Regions from separate parts of the Homo sapiens genome. Here regions 1, 2 and 4 are each linked to region 3. The links are chromatin contacts, found by Hi-C or POLR2A ChIA-PET in ENCODE. All regions are on one chromosome and are shown on one strand. Each heading gives the region's core, a stretch centred on a gene start or an enhancer-like site at or near the end of the contact. The rest is flanking DNA. Distances are from core to core; before and after follow the strand shown.

The links. Hi-C counts contacts between places; a loop is a spot of excess contacts on that map. ChIA-PET counts read pairs that join two places held with the same protein, here RNA polymerase II (POLR2A). Pooled maps may share reads with other maps.
Region 1: a map of CD8-positive, alpha-beta T cell shows a loop between it and region 3 (6-fold over the local background). The contact joins the promoter of EVI2B here to the promoter of CRLF3 in region 3. A Hi-C loop is called at or near these places in 9 of 168 maps with a recorded cell type or tissue (B cell, CD14-positive monocyte, CD4-positive, alpha-beta T cell and 3 more), 14 of 37 single-sample maps with no recorded cell type and 14 of 50 pooled maps. POLR2A ChIA-PET finds 5 or more read pairs at or near these places in 12 of 52 experiments (B cell, CD4-positive, alpha-beta memory T cell, HEK293 and 8 more).
Region 2: a pooled map shows a loop between it and region 3 (7-fold over the local background). The contact joins the enhancer-like site here to the promoter of CRLF3 in region 3. A Hi-C loop is called at or near these places in 2 of 37 single-sample maps with no recorded cell type and 8 of 50 pooled maps. POLR2A ChIA-PET finds 5 or more read pairs at or near these places in 2 of 52 experiments (activated CD4-positive, alpha-beta T cell and naive thymus-derived CD8-positive, alpha-beta T cell).
Region 4: a pooled map shows a loop between it and region 3 (2.3-fold over the local background). The contact joins the enhancer-like site here to the promoter of CRLF3 in region 3. A Hi-C loop is called at or near these places in 2 of 50 pooled maps. POLR2A ChIA-PET finds 5 or more read pairs at or near these places in 2 of 52 experiments (HEK293 and activated T-cell).

Annotation. Positions count from the first base shown.
Region 1 is chr17:31,312,308-31,315,444 of GRCh38, reverse strand. EVI2B (ecotropic viral integration site 2B) reads left to right here and starts at 1,391. Exons shown (of 2, transcript NM_006495.4): 1 at 1,391-1,466. The region is part of intron 36 of NF1 (neurofibromin 1); the gene reads right to left.
Region 2 is chr17:30,322,724-30,325,942 of GRCh38, reverse strand. It overlaps TMIGD1 (transmembrane and immunoglobulin domain containing 1), which reads left to right. Exons shown (of 7, transcript NM_206832.3): 4 at 849-1,127. Among named protein-coding and RNA genes, the nearest start is that of TMIGD1, 9.7 kb to the left of the region's middle. Within about 2 kb of position 1,807, at least 5 of the 41 ENCODE cell types and tissues checked have a DNase peak (open chromatin) inside an H3K27ac peak, as active enhancers do.
Region 3 is chr17:30,823,274-30,826,308 of GRCh38, reverse strand. It overlaps CRLF3 (cytokine receptor like factor 3), which reads left to right and starts at 1,617. Exons shown (of 8, transcript NM_015986.4): 1 at 1,617-1,786. The coding sequence starts at 1,658. RefSeq lists an enhancer at 1,324-1,618 and a silencer at 1,326-1,705.
Region 4 is chr17:30,518,385-30,521,161 of GRCh38, reverse strand. GOSR1 (golgi SNAP receptor complex member 1) reads right to left here. Exons shown (of 9, transcript NM_001007025.2): 8 at 1,141-1,223. Among named protein-coding and RNA genes, the nearest start is that of GOSR1, 42 kb to the right of the region's middle. Within about 2 kb of position 1,326, at least 3 of the 41 ENCODE cell types and tissues checked have a DNase peak (open chromatin) inside an H3K27ac peak, as active enhancers do.

The DNA of each region.
Region 1 (3,137 bases), core at 142-2,641, 490 kb before region 3:
CCTTCAAGCACTTATCCTTTGTGTTACAAAGGATCCAATTACACTTTTAGTTATTTTAAAATGTATAATTATGGTATTAATGACAGTCACTCTGTTGTGCTATCAAATAGGTCTTATTCATTCTTTCTATTGTTTTTTGTACCTATTAACTGGTAACACCATCTCCCCAACCCCTCATTACCCTTTAGTAACAAGTTAACTTTAGTTAACTTCTTATTTAAAAAATGATCCCCAATTTATTTTATTTTCCACTGAGAAGTAACTACTTTGTGGGTAATCAAATAAATAGTTGAGAACTTGAACTCAAAAGTCACTAGTAAAATATTTGGTCAAAATAATTTAATTACAAATATACAAATGGCAAACAGGCATACGAAAGGGTACTCAGCACCACTGATGAGAGAAATGCAAATCAAAACTACAATGATACCTCATCTCACCCCAGTTAAAATGGCTTATACTCAAAAGACAGGCAATAACAAGTGCTGGGAAGGGTGTGGAGAAAATGGAACTCTCGTACGCTGTTAGTGGGAATGTAAATCAGTAAAACCACTATGGAGAACAGTTTGGTGGTTCCTCAAAAAACTAAAAATAGAGCTATCATATGATCCAGCAATCCCACTGCTAGGTATATACCCAACAGAAAGGAAAACTGTACAAAGAGACATCTGCACTCCCACTTTTGTTGTAACACTATTCACAACAGCCAAGATTTGGAAGCAACCTAAGTGTCTATAAACAGATGAATGGATAAAGAAAATATGGTACATATACACAATGGAGTATTATTCAGCCATAAAAAAGAATGAGATCCTGTCATTTGCAAAATAATGTAATTATACTTTTACCCTGGACTTTTTATATTATGAGGAAATAACATTACATTTATTGGTTACCTGCAGTTGGTGAGGCATTTATACATGTTATATTATGCTATCTTATTTAATCCTCACAATAACCCAATAAAATATTCCTTTAGAGGAGGAAACGGTGACTCAGAAGTGCAGAGTCTTGCCTAAGGTCATACAAGTAAACAGAACACATCACTCACTTCTTATGAGAAGAAATCTCACTGTAAGTGATAACCCAACTGGCAGCTTTTCTTCTTAGAACATGTAATTTTCTCTTCGGGACTCCATCCTAAATATTTAATTTACATAATCATATTACTAGAGTATCTCAAATATTTATTTACATAATTAAAAGCACTCAAATCATAGGGCTCCAAAATGTATTTCAAAATAAGTTCTGTTAAAGTAATATATTTCTTAGTCACTTTGTGGTTTATTGCACTTCCGGAACCAGCTATTGATAAACTTCCTCTTTTTCTACAGAAACTATTTCAGTTTGCTAGAGGAACATTTTAAATCTGAATTGAACCACCCATTTTCCTTTCTTAGCCAAATCACCAAAATGTCCAGTTAGAACAAGAATTTAGCATTCTGCAAAAGAAGTTAACAGCTGAGGTAAGAAAATTTTCACACAATTTGGTTTGATCTTGCTTTATATAAAATTTATTTTAAAAACTGTCATTAGTGTTTTAAACTTAAACTCTGATAGTCTAAAGATGTCTATAACAGGTTTTTGTGGTTTTGTTGCATAGAATTAAAAAATACTCAGTTCAGCTTGCCTTAGAAAAATATTTTCACCTAGGTTTGTATAAGACCTTTTAAGTTTATTTAATCTCACACACACACACACACACACACACACACACACACATATTTTTTTTTTTTTTTGAGATAGAGTCTTGCTCTGTCTCCCAGGCTGGAGTGCAGTGGCACGATCTCAGCTCACTGCAACCTCCACCTCCTGGGTTCAAGCAATTCTCCTGCTTCAGCCTCTCAAGTAGCTCGGATTACAGGCGCCCACCACCACGCCTGGCTAATTTTTTTGTATTTTTAGTAGAGATGGGGTTTCACTATGTTGCCCAGGCTGGTCTCCTACTCCTGACCTTGGGTGATCCGCTTACCTCCGCCTCCCAAAGTGCTGGGATTACAGGAGTGAGCCACCGCTCCCAGCCACAATCATATTTGTTAACCTTAGTTTTAGAATTAAAAAGAAACTATAGCCATGGCAGATAAAGCTAAGGGTTAGAAATAGAACTAGATTCCACAGGCTATGACTGAATTTATAACCTCCAAAATATTAATTGTTAAAAGTTCTAATGTACTTTTTATAGAATTTTCCTGTACATAATATAATGCATAAATTAAAATTTTTGTATCCCCTTTAGTTTGCATAGTAAGAATGGTCACTTTCACTTAATTTAGAAAGAAAAAGAAATCAGATGTGGTATTTGACTATTATTATTATACATGCTTTATTTTTTACATATAGATTTTATATTTAATAATGATGACATGAAAACATTATGGCTCATTTTAAAAGCTTACTAAGCCAAAAATGTTAGTCAATAATCAAACATGCATGCGTATATTAATATCATCTACGTGTTTATGTCACATTATCTGAGACTTTAGAACATAGTATAAGATAGAAGAAACCTATAGAATAAACAATAGAAAATTGTTAATATGCATAAAAGATGCTTGCTGTGGGTAAAATGGGCAAATAAAAACTGCAAAGAGTATTTTACATAGACTTGTAATTTCAGGGAATAATATGTTCATAGTGGGTGATATCCCATTTCAACACTTAATAAATATTCATGACTTTCTCTTAGAAGGATTTCTTCTAAGTAATTACTGTGGAAGTCAGAAAATAAAGATATTTATCTCTTTTTCAGATTAGGCTTGTCTATATATTTTTCTACTTCTAATATTTAGTTTATTTCATTATGCATAAAGTCATAAAATTATATTAAATTTTTTTCACTGTCATATTTCATAAAATTAAAAAATTTCCCATCGATCCTTATGGTGTGTTTTTGTCATAGAATCCCATACTTTTTTTTTTTTTTTTTGAGATGGAGTCTCCCTCTGTCACCCAGGCTGGTGTGCAGCGGCACCATCTTGGCTCACAGGCTCACTGCAACCTCCGCCTCCCAGGGTCAAGAGATTCTTCTGCCTCAGCCTCCTGAGTAGCTGGGATTACAGGCACCCACCACCACGCCTGGCTAATTTTTTGTATTTTTAGTAGAAACGGGGTTTCACCATGTTGGTCAGGCTGGTCTT
Region 2 (3,219 bases), core at 558-3,057, 500 kb after region 3:
GCACAGTGATAGATGTGTTGACTGTCTATGGGTCTACAACTGCCCTTATTGTAGAGGAAAAAAGGAGTTGCTCACACACAGGGATGAGAGGGACTCACTTGCCTTCCACAGATGCCAGAGTTCTCATGCTTAGAACACCTTCTGGGAGGAGGACATTATTTCTAGAGCACCACTGAGAAAACGCAAAGATGCATTGGTGAATATGTTACCAAGGCAATGGTTCGATAAAATGCAAAAACAGACGGTGAGAGTAACCCTCAAAACCACCACCACCGTAATAATAATAGCGGCTAGCACTGTGGCAAATTCTTTACAGGGATTATTTTATTTAATCTTTACAGCATCTCAGGAGATGTATGATTATCCCATTTTTTTTTTACATGAGAAACAGAGGCCTTAGCAGTTAGTTAACTGTCTCAAAGTCACAGTAAACGGTGTAGATGGAATTAGATCTAATTGCAATGTATGTCTTCTTAATTTTGTACTGTTTTGTGCAACACTAGCACAGGTTGGTTTATTAATTCTCAGAGAAGAAAGACTCAAGGCTTATACTCTTGGGTAGTGTTACAAATTGTCTGCTTGTCATAGATCATTACTATATATATCATGCTCATAATCATATATTGTTTCATGGTTTGTCTTCTTCATCACATTAAAAGTTCTATGAGATTTGGAACTGGAAGTGTTATTTGCCCTTGTTACCCCAGTGCTTGTCACACCGTACGTATTTAATAAATTTTTGTCAAATGAATAAATGACCACATGAGATAGATTGAAGGAAGACTTTGAACTCTGACAGTGAACTATTGCTTATCTGCTAATTAAATCTAAATGCTTGAGTCTTGCAGTTCCTCCTCTCCTAAGTGGAAACGACTTCCAAACAGTTGAGGAAGGCAGTAATGTGAAGTTGGTTTGCAATGTGAAAGCCAACCCCCAGGCTCAAATGATGTGGTACAAAAACAGTAGTCTCCTCGATTTAGAGAAAAGCCGTCACCAAATCCAACAGACAAGTGAGTCTTTTCAGCTGTCAATCACCAAAGTCGAGAAGCCTGACAACGGAACCTACAGTTGTATTGCAAAGTCATCTCTGAAAACGGAGAGCTTGGACTTTCACCTGATTGTTAAAGGTAATGCTCTTTTTAAGTAATACCCAGCACAGTGCAAAACTCACACCAGATGCTCAGTGAATATTTCTGGTGACAATAAATGATAATAACGGTTATGATTAGGGCCAGGATTTTCTTTGGAGAATCATCCCCATCCAAGGATTTTTCCACTAAGAATCCTAGTCCATCCTTTCAGGGAAATCATGCCCATTCCATACAGGACACTGTTTTTTGAGCAAGAATCCTTTCTTAGAACCAAATATAGGAAACAATCCTGCTTGGCTTTTAGGGAAGAGTATTTCCATGAATTCTCCTGGGCAACAATGTGTGTAGCAACTGGACTTTTGAGTTCACAGCTTCATAACTAACAGAAGTAAAAAACACACAGAGAAGAGAAATTAGGACTAGATAAGAAAATGGATCCCTACAATCACTCCTAACTCAAATTCTAACCTGTAGGGTAATCAGCAGAGAGAGTAGGAAAAAATAAGGGGACAAAAAAGCCCTTTCTCTTGGATTCATGCTTCATCTACCCAGGGTTATCACCTCTACAATGACAGAACAAATGATGCTCTGTGGGGTTTTCCCTCCTCATATTTCTTGCTCATACAAAAAGAGAAAGGCAAAATACCTGGGGTAGCAGATGCCAAAAATGCTCATTCACACATGGTCTGCTCTCATGCTAGCACACCAGGAGCAGCCCAACAAGCTGAGACTCCCATATCTTGTTAGAACATTACTCACTTTGTCATTTGCCTCCCTGTACTCACTTATTGCCAGTCTTGTCAGTCACCAGGAAGCCAGCTGAACCCCTGCCAGAAGTGTTGTGGTGATGTAACCATAGGACATCTTATTTGCTTCCCCTTGAGGGGAAGAGTTATGGGATATGAAAAGAGTGGCTAGTGGGGAAGAAGACTTACTGGTGGTTGAATGCCCATCACTGTGATTCCTGGAATGATCAGTAATTCGTCCTGCGGAGCACTAACAATTGCTCAGGGGCTACTTGTTTTAAAAACCAAACCCACAAATATCCTGAATACCCATGAGATAGAAGCAGTGAAAAAGCTTTGTGGTTATTTACCTCCCCCAAGACCACAAAAGCATGGAAGGGTGGGCCTCATGCCCTGCCATCCTGACTATGAACACCACACTTGCAGGCCAGGGAATTATATCCCTCCTGGTTAAGAAGAAATCATAATTGCTCTGTGTCACATTAAAAAAAAGTACAGCTTATGTGGCAATCAGGATGCTAGCTTAGCAAATTGGCTTTCAGGTGGGCAGAAACTTGTTTTGGGTGGGGCTCTTCCAAACCAACTTGTTTTTCTTATTTCTTCTTGCTTAGCTACTTCCCACGGCTGGTGGCATAAATGCTCTGCTGCTGGGGCTTGGGCTAAATGCCAAGATTTTCATGAGCCCTCACCTGGCTTCACGGCTCAGTGAGGAAGTACCTAAATGAGGCCATGCAAAGCTACAAACGACATCACAGATCTTTTCTTGAGCACAAGATTTAGCCCATGTGTTGGGATTATTTAACCATGATGAATATAGGAGGGAAATATCAGGTCTGGTTACAAATGAGACCATAAAACAGGACAAGGGGAGAGGGGCAGTTATGTAATTACCCTTGCCAAAGTCTCTTTTTTCTTTCTTTTTCTTTTATTTTTTTGGAGACAGGGTCTCGCTCTGCCACCCAGGCTGGAGTGCAGTAGCGTAATCATAGTTCACTGCAGCCTCATCCCCCCAGGCTCAAGCGATCTTTCCACTTCAGCCTCCTGAATAGCTGGGACAGGTGCGTGCCATCAGAACCAGCTAATCAAAAAAATTGTTTTTGTAGAGAGGAGGTCTTGCCATGTGGATCAGGCTGGTCTTGAATTCCTGGGCTCAAGCAATCTGCCACCTCAGCTTCCCAAAGTGCTGGGGTTACAGGCATGAACCACCATGCCCCGACCAAAGTCACTTTCAACAGAAATTTGGAATCCAAAGCAAGCCAATGGGTAAGGTAGTTTACTTCGGTTTGTGTATAGAATAAGAGCTGTCAGCCAGGTGCAGCGGCTCACGCCTGTAATCCCAGCATTTTGGGAGGCCGAGGCGGGTGGATCAGGAGGTCAGCGGT
Region 3 (3,035 bases), core at 368-2,867:
GGTTTTATGGAAGTTTTCCTTGTAATTTTACTTATTTATTTATTTATTTTTATTTTTATAGACATAGGGTCTTGCTATGTTACCCAGGTTGGTCTCTAACTCCTAGGCTCAAGGAATCCTCCCACCTCAGCCTCCTGAATTGCTGGGACCACAGGAGGGCGCCACCACCCGCGGCTAATTTTTTTTTTAAATCTTTTTGTAGAGAGGAGGTCTCCTCATGTTGCAAAGGCTGGTCTCAAACTCCTGGGCTCAAGCAATCCTCCTGCCTTAGCTTCCCAAGATTACTGGTGTGAGCCACCATGCCCTGCCCATAAGGTTTTATTACATACAGTCACACCTATTGTGACAGATACCTTCCGGTCTGGCAAGCCCAAGCCCAGCTTATTCACTACGGTCCTTACAGATAACACTTGCCAACACCCTTCTTGGACTTGTGCCAGAATTGCTGTCCTGCTGGTCATCTCTTGGGCCTCTCTCTTGGATCCCCCATTCGTCCACGAGCTTCTGGGTGGTGACACCTGGGTTTTGTTGTTGTTTTTTGAGACCGAGTCTCGCTTTGTTGCCCAGGTTGGAGTGCAGTGGCACAATCTTGGCTCACTGCAACCTCTGCCTCCCGGTTCAAGCAATTATCCTGCCTCAGCCCTCGAGTAGCTGGGATTACAGGCGCCCACCACCACACCCGGCTAATTTTTGTATTTTTAGTAGAGATGAGGTTTCACCAGGTTGGCCATGGCTGCTCTTGAACTTCTGACCTCAGTGATCCACCCGTCTCGGCCTCCCAAAGTGCTGGGATTACAGGCGTGAGCCACTGCTCCCCGCTGACACCTGGGTCTTAGTAAATTCCCCTAAGGCCTGCTCTGCTCTTAAGGACCAGGGCTTTTGTCATCAGATCTGGGCTCAAATTCTGCGGCTTGGAAAAGTCGATTCGCTATTTTTTAAAATTTTTAATTTAAAAAAAAGTATTTTTTATTTAGAGACAGGGTCTCGCTCTGTCGCCCAGGCTGGAGTGCAGTGGCTCCATTACAGCTCACTGCAGCCTCGGCCCCCGGGCTCAAGCGATCCACTGGGACCACAGGCGTGCTCCACTACGTGTTGCTAGTAGTAGCAGTAGTAGTAGTAGTAATAGTAATAGTAGTAGTATTTTTGGTGAGAGAGGGTTTCGCCGTGTTGCCCAGGCTGGGTCTCGAACTCCAGAGCTCAAGGGATCCGCCCGCCTCGGCCTCCCAAAGTGCTGGGACTGCAGGCGTGAGCCACCGCGCCCGGCCGATTCCCCCCTTTATCCCTCAATTTCCTCATCTGAGCAATGGAGATACAGGTAGGGCTGAAGGTCAGGCAAGAATGCGATGAGCTGTGAGAAGCACTTGGCAAGGTGCGGGTTATCAACCTTGCCAGGCCTCAGCACGTTTCCCAAGGAGGCCCAACCAGCGGCGCTGTGCCGCAGCACGGAAGAGGCGGGGTGAGCCGCGGGGCGGGCGGCGCTGGGACCCGGACGCCACCCGCGCGAGGCGCCGCCGTGCGCCCGTCAATCAAGGTCGTCGTGGGGCATGGGGCGGCGGGGCTGGGCGGTGCTTCCGCCTGCGCGAGGCCGCGCCGGGCCGCTTGGAGGCGCCCGGTGCAGTCGGGAACCCGCGCTAGGTTTCGCCGGCCGCGCGGCCAGATGAGGGGGGCGATGGAGCTGGAGCCTGAGCTGCTGTTGCAGGAGGCCCGCGAGAACGTGGAGGCAGCGCAGAGCTACCGGCGGGAGCTGGGTCACCGGCTTGAGGGGCTGCGTGAGGCGCGGAGGCAGGTCGGAGGGCCACACCCACAGGGGCGCTGTGGGCCCGGGGGTGGCGCGGATGCCGGGCGAAGGCTGGGAGGGCTTTGAGGGGTGGGACTGTCCGAAAACTCTGGAGTAGGGAAGAGGCATTCATTTGAAAGGAGACCTAATGGAGTCTGGGAACGGGGAAGGTGGGAGTTGGGGAGGTCGTAAGGGGAAGTTTTGGGGGTGGAGGGAGGGTGTGAGGAGCGTTCACTAAACTGTGGGGCAGCGATGGGAGTAGCGGTGGCCTCCGAAGTTTGGGAGAGTGAGGGACCAGAGCAGAATCCGAGGGGGTCATGCGGGTAGTGATGAGTCGGGGGAGGAGGAGACTGGTAAAAAACCTGCGGTGGGTAGGCGGGGAGGCATTGATTTTAGAGAGCCTGAGGAAGAGGTGGGACAGTGACCTGGGAGAGCTGAAAGTGGAGACAAAATGGATATTGGAAGGGGAGGACTAAGGGGCGAGAGTGAGGGAGAGGTAGGGATTGAGAAGCAGTAGCATTTGACAATAAATGCGGTTAATGCCTGAATAATATGTCATACGATCTTGAATGCTTTTTAAAAAATCATTTAGAGTAATCCTGTTCTAGAAGGTTTAAAATTTAAGGTGAAGGTGAAGCTATGTTGGAAGAGCAGAAGGAAAATGATTTCCTTTTCCTTGAGAGAGGGAATACAAAGGTATAGAGAAATGGAAAAATAGATTTTAAGAGAGGAGTGCTGAAAGGAAAAGCTAAATATAATTTCAAGTGGTGCAGTTATCTGTTTCACAGGGCAAGAGTTATCAAAGATACAGGAAAGCCATATGGTTTCTCTATACCCTCGAATATATATAGAAAAAGATATAACCCGCTGCCAATTGGCGATAGGACGGATAATCTTCAGAGTACTATTAACGCAACTGCTTAATAAGTGCTTTTTGAGTGAGTGGGATTCCATCTGAATTTCTCTGGGTCATACTTGATATTAATCTAGTTGGTCGTCTTAGCACTTCCTTGCTGCATATAACCTGAAAATGGTAGAAAAGTGCTGTGCTAACAGTGTCTTTGGATATTCTCATCATTAACGACTCAACATGTTTTGGGTTTTATATATATATATAAAACATATACAAACATATATAAGTATGTATATATATAATCTGTTTTTTTTGAGACGGAGTCTGGCTGTGTCGCTCAGGGTGGAGTGCAGTGGCACTATCTCGGCTCACTGCAACAACCTCCGCCTCCCGGGTTCAAGCGAT
Region 4 (2,777 bases), core at 77-2,576, 300 kb after region 3:
GAGAACTTATGGGAGAGATGCTTACAGAGCAGTAGAGAAGAGGTCACAAAGAAGAGTGGTGGTAAATTCTAATGAACAATTGAGAAAGGCTTTAGTGTTTTAAATCATCAGCTATCTGACTCACACTTCTATTTCAAAGTTTCAAAAGTTTCACTAAATACAAACTCTTAAATTCACTGATCAGCTTTTCTGGCTGGCAATTGAGTTCATAGTTTAGTAAAATGAGATAATGTATATAACAGCACTCTGTAAATTTTATAGCCCTATCTAAAATGTGATTTTAGACATGTGGTTTTATACTTAGGGTGACAAGGCAAGAACAAAATTCACAGTGGACTGGAGAATAACAGCACACATCAGGAGAGTCTTTTCCTTAGGCAAAGACATATCAAACTAAAAGTGAACTCAAATTATCTAGGACTACAAGATACTCAGCTTTTGAAAATTCTAGGTTCCTCCCCCTTTGGCAGTTGGGGAGGAAAGCTTTTTGCCTAGAAGGCTTGTCTTTTCAGAGGTTCGCTGAATGAAATGACTCAGAGTGCCAGGCTTTTCTGGTTCCCTAGTGGGTTTCTGGGAAGTATTAATAATCCTAATTTAAAACAGAAAACTGAAACATTTTAAAGTAGAGGTTACAACAAACAAGTGGAGAATGTATCCTAGAATTCAGCCTGTGCATAGAGTTACAAACTCCATCAGTAGCTATAGCTCATCTGCACGGGTGGCTGTCTCCTTCCTTCCCCCTTCCAAGCATCTGCCACTGACTTATCTCTAAATGGGAAAAACAACAAAGGCATATAATTTATCATGTTTAGGTAAGAATAATGTATAGTGTGGAGTTCTAACATGAATTTAAAAGCTTTCTAAAATGTAGAAGAAATTGGTGGATAATTTTTAAATTCACATTTATAATTTTTTTCTTCTACATCTAGTAGTAAGAAACTTCTGAGGTGCAGTCTTTTAGGAATGGTACTAAAGAGCATAAACTTTCACAAAGTAGGAATGCACAGTATATTCATATTATGCAATTACTGATGGGCTCTACTGCTACTGATGATGGCAACCTGCCCCCTATAAAAGCACACACAGACACTTCTCCCCTCTACCCTCAAAACACAGACTGCGAACATTCAAAAAGGATACTGGCCAAAGTGTTCATTTTGCTGTGAATTGACTTCAACATTCCTCTCTGTGAAGTCATATTTTCTTTTGTTGCCATAGCAATGCTGCAAGGGGAAAAAAAGATGACAAATCACCATTTAAGATTATCCTGCCTGGAACCATCATGCCTTTAAAAGTGAAAGAAAACTACAGTGAGCAACATCATCTTAGAAAGCACTGTGCCAGAAAATAAGGGGAAAAAATCACTTCCGAAGCCACTTTACCACTGCGCTTTTTCCAAATGACTCCACTGTTCTCTGATATCTTTTTATACAAGGCAGTAAGCCACTTCCTATGTTTGCTTCAAAATAACAAACAAAATAAGGCATAAACAGACAAATCACATATTACAAAAGCTTCTTAAAATTTAAAGTTTAAAAACTTTAAAAAGTTTAAAAAGAGTTTAAAAAGAAGCCAGCTACTAAAATATCTTTAATCAGGAAAAACTGTTGAAAGGGAATTATAATTATAAAAATAGAAAAGAAATATAAAATATCATAAAATGTGAATACACAACCAGCCCTTAATTTATGAAGAGATTATGTTCCAAAATTCTACTTGAGAACCAACTAGGCATGCATGCAACATTATGCTGGGTTTCCATGATGGCTGACAAAGGTCACAGACTCATTAAACGTGGCTAAAACAGCTGGGTGTGGTGGCTCACGTCTGTAATCCCAGCACCGAATTTGGAAGACCGAGGTGGGAGGATCACTTGAGCCCAAAAGTTCAAGACCATCCTGGGCAATGTGGTGAAATCCCAACTCTACCAAAATAAAAAATTAGCTAGACATGTGTGCCTGTAGTCCCAGCTACTCGGGAGGCTGAGGTGAGAGGATCAATTGAGCCCAGGAGGGGGGGGCTACAGCGAGCTGTGATGGAGCCACTGCACTCTAGCCTGAATAATGGAGCGAGACCCTGTCTCAAAAAAAAGAAAAGATTAAAGAGAAAAGAGAAAGTCACTTTTGGTCGAACACAATCTCTTCCCTGTGACTACCTTGATGTCCTGTTTAAAAGATCTCTTGAGTTAATATCCTTTTTTTGGGGGGGGTTGGGGGTTGGGGGACAGGGTCCTGCTCCGTCACCCAGGCTGGAGCCCAGTGGTGTGACTGTGGCTATTGCAGCCTTGACTCCCTGGGCTCAAGCAATCCTCCCACCTCAGCCTCCTGAGTAGCTGGGACTACAGGCATGTGCCATCATGCCTGGCTAATTTTTTTTTTCTAATTTTTAAATTATTTCTAGAGATGGGGTCTCCCTATGTTGCCCAGGCTGGTCTCAAACTCCTGGGCTCAAGCCATCCTCCTACCTCCGCCTCCCAAAGTGCTGGAGTTATAGGTGTGAGCCACCAAGCTTGGCCCTAAGTTAGTATCATTTTGCTATCACTTCCAGGATTATTCATTTCCCATAGTCTTATCTCTCTGGACATTAGAGCCCTAGAGGGCAGGGTCAGTATCCACTTTGATATGTAACACTCAGAGGAGTGCTTTGCATGTTGACATTATAAATAGCAACAGAAAATGAAATGCTGTTGAGCAATTTTGAAAATATCTATTTTTTTTTTTTTTTAAATCAAGAGATTGAGATTTGGGGAAGATGATGGTGAGAGTATAAATTCCTGA